Linked DNA regions of Homo sapiens: region 1 is linked to region 2. Evidence: read pairs that join two places in POLR2A ChIA-PET (ENCODE). Cell type or tissue: MCF 10A. All regions are shown on one strand. Each heading gives the region's core, and the rest is flanking DNA. Links, peaks and the distances in the headings are about the cores only. Region 1 has its middle 34 kb from the start of ITPRID2. Region 2 has its middle 110 kb from the start of NEUROD1.

Region 1 (5,397 bases), core at 129-5,128, 72 kb before region 2:
GCAATAAGGAAGCCCAAAGATGTAATGATCATAATCCAGGATGTGGATCACTTAAAATATTAGTAAAATATATTGTCTCGTTGCAAATTCTGGCAAATCAGATCACAACAGATTAAATTCACTGTTTCAAGTTATCTGACTATTAAATATAGCATTATAGCAGAATAGTTCACATGTAAGTATTTGTAATATTTGCTCAGACATCTGCTGCCATTTTTATTAAGAATTACTTTACTGCATTTTATATAACTTGATAGCTTCTCCTATGTCCCACACTCATCTTTGACTTCTGCACTCCTGAAATACAGACCTTAGCTAAAACATTAACTCTTTAAAAAAATTCACATTCACACATAATAAGGTAATTGTTTCATATTCATATGCTCCATTTTTCTAATTATCTTCTCTCTATATCGACCTATCACAAAAGTAAATATAGTTAAGGCTTCAATATTTTTTATTCCAAAGACTGAAGATTGAGCTTCAATTCTCTCCTTTGCCAAAGGTAGTTGGTGGCTCAGGGGATTAAAGTGTTAAGAACTTTGAAGAGAGCCCCTTCCAGCATGCATACAAGAAGATCAAGGACACTCAAAGGAAGAGGATGTGAAGCCACCAGTGAGAGAGGAGGAACCTAGTTGAAGTGGGCATCACCAAGTCAGCATTTTTGCTAGTGCAGGCAGTGCAGTGCAGTGCAGTCCAGCAAGGAGCAAGATGAAATTGATCCTTCAGTGTATAAATTAGGGAAACTTGGTAGCTTTCCAAGCTTTTCTGAGAGGGGCTTCAGTCTTTTTTTTAGTAAAATGAAGTATTTCTATATCTACAATCAACTAATCATTGCAGTATATACCCAGTCACAAATGTGTTGTATTACTCACTCTTTTGGGTCATTTATAACATTATAGCTCTCCCTTAGATAAGATAATCAATACATGATTATATGGGGCTTGGCATTGTTGATATACATATGTGTGTTCACACACACTACAGAGTATGACTTTTATCCCAGGCAAGAGGGTCTCTGTTGTGGGCCTCATGCTTCAGAGAATCTCTCTGTCCCTCCTCTGGCTACAGTTCTTTGACCAGGACAAAGAATTTTGGAATCAAAGGATTATACCCACCCATAGCTTGAGCCATAACCTCTTCTTTGCCTTCTGTGGTTACTTGAAATCCCTGAATTTCATTCCCCACCCCCAAATGGCCATGTACCTGCTTCAGCTTCTTCCACAGGCCTGTTTCCAGGAATGGACTATCCCATGGGTATGAAACACTTCTAGGCCTGAGGAATGCTCAAGTGGCAGCTGTTTGCACGGTGTCTGGATGGAATTTGGATATGTGGGCAGAAGTGGCTTCATGCATACTCTTGAGATCCCTCATCTTGCAAGGAGGAGCTGGTTGTGGGAGCTGGTGATGGGAGCAGGTGCAAGGAGGGGCCTGGGCTATGTGCTTTAAATCAGGATCTTCCAGCATCTCTACTTCTTCAACATGAAGCTACAAGGAATCAAAGAATTTTAATTTAAATTTGAACCTTGCCTTTAGGTATATTTTCTAAGGTAGGAGGATAGAACCCACTCAATTAAAGATATTTAGGACGGTTTATAATTCAGCATATTGTATGTGGGCCACTACTTGTGCTCTTTCTAGTCCCATAAATGTTAGGGAAGGGCTTGTATGTATACATTGAATCAAGAGTTCATTTTCCTAGCATTACTGCTATATAATTTTATAAGAGGATGGCAAAAGTTCTCTAAATTTTATAAGGTGAGTTTCAGACTGTGATTTCATACTGAGTCCACATCACATTGGATTGCTTTCCCTAACATGTCTCAGCAAAATATTATACAACCTGATTAAACAAAACCTCATTCCCACACAGCTCCACCTTCCTTACTTGGCAAAGCTTAAATCTGGTAACACCCTTTAAAGACGGTCACTTCGGCCACATTTAAAGGAAATAGCAATTAGGACTCACAATGTTTTTTTAAAGTTAAAATCTATTTCTGATTACAAGGCAGGTAAAACAAGAAAAAATATTACTAAAGAAATAACACACTTTAAACTTTTCTTCCCACTCATCTTCTATTTAAAAAAAAAAAAAAACCCAAATCTTACTAAACAAGCAAAACCAAAAACCGAAATAGAAACAAAGTTGAACCCGATGGGATCATTGTGCTATTTATCTCCCTAATACTTCAAAGCATAGTAATAATAAATTAGTAAATACTTTTTGAGAACCCTCTACAGGCAGAATATGAATATGCTTCTAGGTCATGACAGTCAAATGACACATATACAATTTAATGTGGAAAATAGAACATAAGAAATGCTAGCCAAGAGAAAATAGTCTTAATGTGAAGTCAGGGTCAAGAAGGATTATTTTACCATAAGCAGTAGATAATAATTGAATATATTTGATGTAAAGGCAAGAGGGCATTCTATAATTGCATTTTAATTTTTTAATTTAATTTTTTTACTGTGTATATGCCTCAATCATAGACCAACTTGCAGTGGTACTCCTTGGAAACATTGAAACTTAGGGATGTTTGCTTTATCTGCCAAAATACAGAGAGCAAGTCTAAGTGCACCTAGGATCATCTAGTAAATGTGAAGATTTGGGGAAACCTTGGAATATTCGAGTCTAAATAGGGAAGGTATTATATCATCTTACTTTCACATATCTAGGCCACAGAATATTAGCTAGCTGCCCTAGGTAATCTGAAATAGGGATCACAAACAGGGGCAAGGACGAACAGAGAAAGGTGGGGCATGGATTTTCAGGGTATTGTTCCTGAAAAGTAATGACTATTGAAGACAGTAATGACTGTAAAATGCACTGAACCTTTTTGTAGCAAGTAGATTTTTTCTTTGGATATTAATATTCAGTGGGAACATAGTACATAGGTAACAACGTCTAATTTCCAACATTAGCTCCAGTGAGTCATTGAATCACCAGAGCCATATATGGCATAAGTGATGAACTGATCCCACTGTACACACCCAGTGTGTCATAACTGATGATGCTCAAGGTAGACTGTTTATAAACTATCCAGATTTCTCAACATATAGCTCCTTGGAATTAAGTCATTCCAGTGACAATGTTGACTACCTTCTGCATTGTCAAAATATAAATCTAGTTATCATAAATTACTAAGTCTTAACTAACTATTCCTAATTACCTAAACAATTGTCAAGTCTCTAGTGGAAGTTCTAAACCACAAATATGATCCACAGATTATAACTTTGGAAATATCACCATAGGTGCTCAATAAAGTTTGTTGAATTGGATTGAAGTTACAACATCATAAATAGTGCTTCTGCAAGGATGCAAAATGTATCATAGTAAAATGTTTTGTTAGTTGTTTTAGTTTGTAAATGTATTGAATTTTGAAACATTATCTAAACAAATCTTCTTAGGTATGATACAATGTATAATCCATTATGGCTAAATCCTTTTTGAAAAGAAACTGTGGTAAATGGAGTTAGTACAGAAATTATGCCATTTCTGTTAGAAATAGAAGAAAGGGAAAAATTGAGCTGAACCAAGCACACTGAATCTCAGATTTCAGCACTTGCTGTTCCCATTGTATGCAACACTCTTTATTAGTATATCTGCTTTACTAATAAATAGCTATAGTTATCTATTTATCTAAATAGATAACTATACTATACTATTATATAAATAGATAACTATACTATACTATTATATAAATAGATAACTATACTATACTATTATATAAATAGATAACTATACTATTTATAATATAGCAGGTTTATATAAATAGATGCTATGCTATACTATTTATAGTAACCCCTTTCTGTATCACTCTGTATCCTCTTACTCTTTCATTTTCTTTATAACACATATTGATATCTGACCTATTATATACCTATTTTCATACACTTTTCACCTCTTCTCTCTACAAACTGTTCCTTGAGGACAGGGACTATGTTTTGTTCATTATTAAATCCTCAGTATTGAATACCTGGCACATATTTTTTCCTCAATAAGTGTTTGTGAAGGGAATAAATGGATGAATTTCTAAGTTCTGTGTAGGTCAAGATTAAATTACTTTTGAAAATTGTCATCCATTTTCACCTTAAATATAGTAAATAATTTTTTGGAGGTAAGAAATACATCCAAACATCTGAGATATTTAAAAGAACAATACCAACACAATATTCAAAAGCAAGAACAGTGTACAATGTGTACAAATTTACAGAACAAATATTGATACATAAAGCCCCTCAGAGTTGAATTTGCTTGCTAGGGTACTCAGTGACAGATAACTAACATAACTACTAAAGTTATAGCTTCCTTGTTAGTGGTTTAAAACCACAGTTAACTTCAAAATATGGCACTAGGACAACTGAATAAGTACGTGGAAAAGAATTAAGGTAGACCCCTATCTCACACTCTATACAAAAATTGTTTCAAAATGGATCAAAGAACTTAAGTAAAAGTTAAAATTATAAAACTCGTAGAAGAAAACATGAGTAAATATGACATTGGGTTAGGCAATGGCTTCTTGGATATGACTCCAAAAATATAAGCAACAAAAAATAGATAAATTTGACTTCTTTAATATTAGAAAGTTTAATGTTTCAAAAGACAACAACAAGAAAGGAAAGACAGCCCACAGAATGGGAAACAATATTTGCAAGTCATATATAAAGAATATATAAACAACTCACAACTGGATAATTTTTTAGAAAATAAAAACTAGAAAAGGATTTTAATAGGCATTTCTCCAAAGAAGATATACAAATGGCCAAAAGCACATGAAAATATGATCAACCTTATTAGTTATTAGGGACATGCAAATCAAAATTATAATGAGATACTACTTTATACACATAGGATAGCAATAAAAGGGGTCGTTAGGATGCAGAGAAATTGGAACCCTCATACATTGCTGATGGGAATGTAAACTGGTGTAGCCACTTTGAAAACAATCTGTCAATTCCTCAAAATGCTAAACATAGAATTACTGTATGATCTAGCAATTCCACAACTAGGTATATACACAAGAGAATTGAAAACATGTCCACACACAAACTTGTATATCTATATTCACAGCAGCATTAGTCATAGTAGCTAAAAAGTGGAAACAACCCAAATGTCCAGTAACTGATTATGAATAAACAATTGTGGTATATTCTTATAATAAAATATTATTTGGCAATTAAAAGGAATTAAGTGTTAACACATGCTACAATATGGATGAACCTTGAAAACATTATGCTAGATGAAAGAAGCCAGTCAAAAAAGAAAGATTACATACTGTATAATTGTAATAATATGAAAAATCCAGAGTGGGGAAATCTATAGAGCCAGAAAATAGACCATTTGTTACCCAGTGCTGGGCTGGGGTATTGGAATCAGAAATAGAGAATGACTGC
Region 2 (5,397 bases), core at 173-5,172:
CTCAGCTTCCCAAAGTGCTGGGATTACAGCCATGAGCCACCGTGCCCAGCTAGTTTGTCTTTTTTTAATCCAGATAGTTGTTCACAGGAGTCTAGGAATTGAGACCAGGCTGTGACAGGAGGGACCTATCAATCTCATCGTTCTCCCATCTCCCATTGCAGGTGAGGCTGTGACAGGAAATTGGTGTTGGGTTTGTGCTCTGCTGCTTGGACCAAACTGTTACTAGCTCAGATGTGTGCTGTTTAAAATAAAACAATCGGGATTTTGATAAATAAGGGGAACAACTGTGATGATCTCTTCCAGGCCACTGTTGTCATATAACACACAAGTAGAGGCTGAGGGGGAAGTGGTATCTCATCTGAAGGAAACAGATAGTGCCACTGTCAATCAATGAAACAAGTATGACTTCATTTAAAACAACAGGAACCACAATAAACAGGCCTAGACTAGTGTTTGGAGGTGTCTGGAGACTCCCATTTGTGGGTTTGAGCTGGTCTCCATGATCCCAGAAGCTGTGGGAGTGTGTAAGGAACTCTGCAGTCCAGTTGGGTCTGTGAATCCTAAGTAACCACCACTGATAATAGCTGTTGGTTACTTTGTATTAGACTTATATTATTTCCAGGCCTTCAAGGAGATCTTGTTAAACTCACAGACTGGTGTCACCTGCGCTAAGAGGAATTAGAGCCCTCCCTAGTGCTGAAGAGGTATCAGTGGTGATCACTTCACCTCAGACAGGTCTACCCCAGCATCCACAGGCCTGGGCAGGAGCACAGAGGAGACTTGCATACCTATGTCCAAATATTTAAATGTTATAAATCAAGCTACCTAATTTCCTGGAATATGTCTCATCCTCTACCTTGACAAATCTCTCTTCATAATGACTTGAAGGACAGTTGAAATTTAGAATTCTCCACCCCCTCCTCTCTCTCCTGCCGACACCCACAGCCTTCTTTTTCCATGCTCACTCTCTCTGTCTCATATGAGGAAGGGCCTTGCTCACCATGTGTGGATATCCCAGGTCATGCTTCCAAGCTCCACACACACTCCCACAGAAAACAGTCACCTTTTGCTGCACTTTGAGCCCCCAGAGTTGCACACTGGCATGTGTTAGCCTCAGAATGAAGGGCCTTAGAAGTCCTTCTAAGCAGAAGAGTCTTGAGTCCTTGGTACCTAGAGCATGGTCTAGAAAAGGGGAAGTAAACCCAATGGATTTCACACCCCATGGAGAGCAGCATGGCTGGAGGAAGGTTGAAGCAAGCACCTTTGCCCAGTTCTGAGAGCAGGAATGCCTGTAGGGTACCGTTTTCCCAAATGATTACCTCAAAAGTGTGAGCAACAACAGAATCAACAGGGAAATGGAAGAAAGAGATCAGAAGAAACTGTAAGGATTCTATCAGAGATCACGAGATCCCTGAGGAACTCTCAGAAATAGCTGGGGTAAAACTTTGAGAGGAGCTTATTTCAAGCAAATAGACCATTGGAAGGTTCACTCCAAAATTATGATTTGAAAATTAAGGGTTGCACCTTTGGAATATGGATGACCTAGGAGCAGCTTATATTGCATCATTCTTTCCTTACAATGCATTCTCTAGGTAGGAGAAAACAGGCTTCAAGGTAATGAGACTCATTTACAATCACATTTCCACAGCACAGCAGAGTGAGCATTCCGATTTCTAGTCCAGTGCACTTCTGTGTCAAAAATGTACTGAGAAAAGCAGCCAGAGGAGGTCAAGAAAGTTTAGGTCAGGTCTGTTAATGAGAATTCAGCCCAGCACCTTGCTCATGCCTGGACACACGAAAAAATTCTCATTCCACTGATTTCCCTTCACAAACCTTCCTACCTGGCTGATTTTTGCTGTTGAGTTAATTGACTTCCTGCTTGTTGAGGATGGTTTTTTTTATTTTTTATTTTTTAATAGTCTTTCTATTCCCTTTGCCTTATTTCCTACATTGGTGTATTTCTTAATGCTAACTATAATGGAGTTCTACTTTGAGTTAACATCATTATCCCACTTCCCCAGTATGCAGTTACTGACCTTATTTAGAAACTCCTTGCCTCAATCTCGTGACTTGGGAATTTTTCTGGCCATTTTTAATGCTTCTTTCTTATACTGTGTGACTAATCTTATACCCCTAGACATCTACTACACATATACTTTGCATTTTCAATGAAATTTTAAAAGGAGTCAAGAACATACATAACCTATTGAGCACCTAAATTGTGCTTGACACCTTTATCTTCATAGCAATCCTCCATGATAAAAACAATAAAGCAGAGATAGCATTCTACCTGGAGGGGTGAGGAAACTGGCAGAACTGCTTAAGGCCAGTAATGGTGAAGCTAGGATTTCAGCCTCAGTCTGACTCATTCCATGTCCTTTTTATTAGGCTAGGCTCCTCCTGTGTTTTGTAATACAGTAATTTATTGAGCATGTTTTTTCTGGAAGAAATAAATCATTATTTATAGTTATTACTCTCTGACCCATAAAGTGTGGTTGTCCTGAAAATGTTAGAGCTAAAAAGAGTATTAGAACGAATGTCTAGTCTGATACACTTCTTTTATGATCCAGGAAAGAGGAGCTTAGAGACATTGAATGATTTGCTGAAGATCTTGCAGTCAGTTGTATATAACCTTAGACCCTTGTTCTCTGAACTCTTATTCCAGTTTGTTTGTTGGTTTCCACAAACATTTTTAGGGGCCTATATGAACCCAATTTGCCAATCCTGAAAATTTAAATGTATAATGTTCTCTGTATCACCATTTTTTAACCTTCCCATTTCAATAATAAAACCCAATATTCTCTAAATGACAGTTTTATAACTTGGAATTACAAGTCCACAACTAAAATTTAGAAACTGAAAAAGTATATACAGATATAGTGTTTCCTTTTAAAATGTAAATGAAAAGTTATTAGTATTTTGTTATCAGAAGACTGATAAAGTCTAGGATATTTTTAAAGGTACAGTACTTGGGTTTTAAAAGAAAACCTTTACTCCATTACTATTCCATTAATAACTATATAATTGTCCTATGAATAAATTACTGAAATGAATTATGGTACCTGCTGTGATTTATAAAACAAAAGATAAAGTGTGGCAAAATTTACTTAACTTCAATGATGGGAAGTAATTGCCGGTAATACACTCAAATAGAACACCTGCCTCCCAGTAATACACTCAAATAGAACAGCTTATGAACCATAGATCAGAAGGCTAACATGTACAGGATCAAAATGAAAGTACTAGGTTAAAGTAGTGAATTGACATTCATTCGTAGTTAAATCTTGATTCTCAAGCATGCTGCTGTTTCTACCACATCATTATCAGACAATAATTGTCACGTCAAAGAAAATGGGTGGGGTGGGAGGGTTGCGAGGGAAAAGGCTCTATCCTTGCCATTCCTGGGGGTGATTATGCCATAAGGAATTTCATAACAAACTAAAAGGATTAAGGTTAAAAGAAAAACAGCTCATCAAAAAAAATTATATGTGTGGGACCACACACATTTTCAAAGCAGTATCTGGCTTATTATTCAGTGTTGCTCAGGCATAATGTTAGGATTCTTACATGCCGGGAGCCAGAAAACTCAAAGGTTAAATCAACAGCCAGCTGCTATAGCTTAATCATGTGCCTGGTAACAGGAGCAGTAGGATAGATGTTAAGGAGTTTCACTACCTACCCACCTACCTAATCACTTATCTCTGTATCTATCATTATACTTGCTTTACACTGTGTGTAAATGTATGAACAGCCCCACATTCCAATATTTACTCAGTTTACTTTGGGAATAATCATAAAACAATTATGCTATTATAAGACTGCTTACATTTTTAAAAATTTGGTTAAGTCAACAAATCCTCAAAACAATTCTTTTCATGAATATACCATATTTTTTTCCTTTTTGAAAACACAATTATTCTCTCTTGGGAAGGTAGCAAAACATTTCATTCTATGGATATGTGTGAGATTTTCTGGTGATATTAATGACCAAATGTAATTGTAGAACTCTTTATTTTATAAGAATAGCATAGCGCCCTGACACAATATACCTAGTTATATGGCCTGAAGTTTTAGAGAAGTCACTACCCTAACATATCACTGATTTGAATTAATTATAGGCAGAGAAGGGAATCTCAGCATAGTGTACAATATGAACTAGAAGAAAGTAAATGTATAGCCTTTTAATATTCTGGGAAAATATACACGTTAGATGATAACATAGCCTTGGCCTCCCATCAAAAAAAGTCTGTGACCTGCTTGTCCACAGCTACTCTCACCTCTCTTTAACTTCCCTGCTGTTACAGGGGAGGAAAGGATTCCCCCTCCTATCTAAGCCCAAATTCCTCCATGTGTCTTGTGAATCCCATCTGTGATCACCTTCTATATAGACTTTGCACTATTATCTCTACTCTCCCCCTCACTGTATCCTCAAACTCATTTCCTCTCATTAACTCTCCCCCTTAACATTCCCTTTCAACAGCATTTAAACTTGCCTAAGTCTTTTTCATCTTAACACACACACAACCCTCCTGTCCTGCTCTCCTTCACAGCCAAACTTTGCAAGGCTTGCTATCTTGAATTTCTTTCTTCCTTTTACAAAATGTATTAAAATATTTCAAATATGTATATACTTCTTAACCTACTTCAATCTGAATACCACTCTGCCTAAACTACTCTTGTTTAAGTCACCAGTGACCTTTGTGTTGCTAACACCAATGGCCAGTTTCAATCTGGATCTTATCTGACATCTTCTCAGCATTCAAAATGGGGAATGTTCTCTTCTTCTTGAAATAGCCCCCTTCTCTGGCTGATATGCCACTTCCTTTCCTGGCTTTTCTCTGTCTTCTCTATTTTTCCCTCCCAGTCTCCTTTAGTATCTCTTTCTCCTCTAGTCCATTTTGAATGATGGGACACCTTGGGGAACTGTTTGAAGTGCTCATCTTTTCTCACTCACTTCCTAGGCACTCTTAACCACTTCTGTGTTTCATGTACCATTTGTATGCAGATAAATTTCAACATATATACCCAGCCCAAACCTGGACTCTGAAATCCATAATGATACATCTGATTGACACTTCAACATCTCCACTTACATATGGCACAGACAACTGAAACTCAATATGTCTAATTCTGAAATCCGTTTTGCATCCAAACCTCCTTTCTGCTAGTGTTTCCTAATGAAAAGTGCACGACTTATTCCCTATTGCACTTGCCAGAAACCAGAGAACAGGGTTGGACCAAAACCCAGACAATAGCAAACCATTTGTTCAACATTTATTTAGTGGGTGTATTAGTTTCCCAGGGCTGCCATAACAAATTATCACAGACTTCTTGTCTTAAAACAACAGAAATTTATTCTCTCATAGTTCTGGAGGCCAGAATACTGAAACCAAGGTG

The links. ChIA-PET counts read pairs that join two places held together with the same protein. Peaks named below come from ENCODE experiments on the same cell type or tissue, not always from the same donor. Only the 100,000 strongest peaks of a DNase experiment are listed, where the experiment ranks them.
Region 1: POLR2A ChIA-PET joins it to region 2 with 5 read pairs; 2 of 35 experiments call an interaction of 5 or more read pairs at or near these places.

What each region holds. Positions count from the first base shown.
Region 1 is chr2:181,855,257-181,860,653 of GRCh38, reverse strand. No RefSeq gene overlaps it. Among named protein-coding and RNA genes, the nearest start is that of ITPRID2, 34 kb to the left of the region's middle. In MCF 10A, for the core only: no CTCF peak of the experiment used is centred there; a DNase peak (open chromatin) is centred at 2,973.
Region 2 is chr2:181,782,873-181,788,269 of GRCh38, reverse strand. No RefSeq gene overlaps it. Among named protein-coding and RNA genes, the nearest start is that of NEUROD1, 110 kb to the right of the region's middle. In MCF 10A, for the core only: no CTCF peak of the experiment used is centred there; DNase peaks (open chromatin) are centred at 2,339 and 3,489.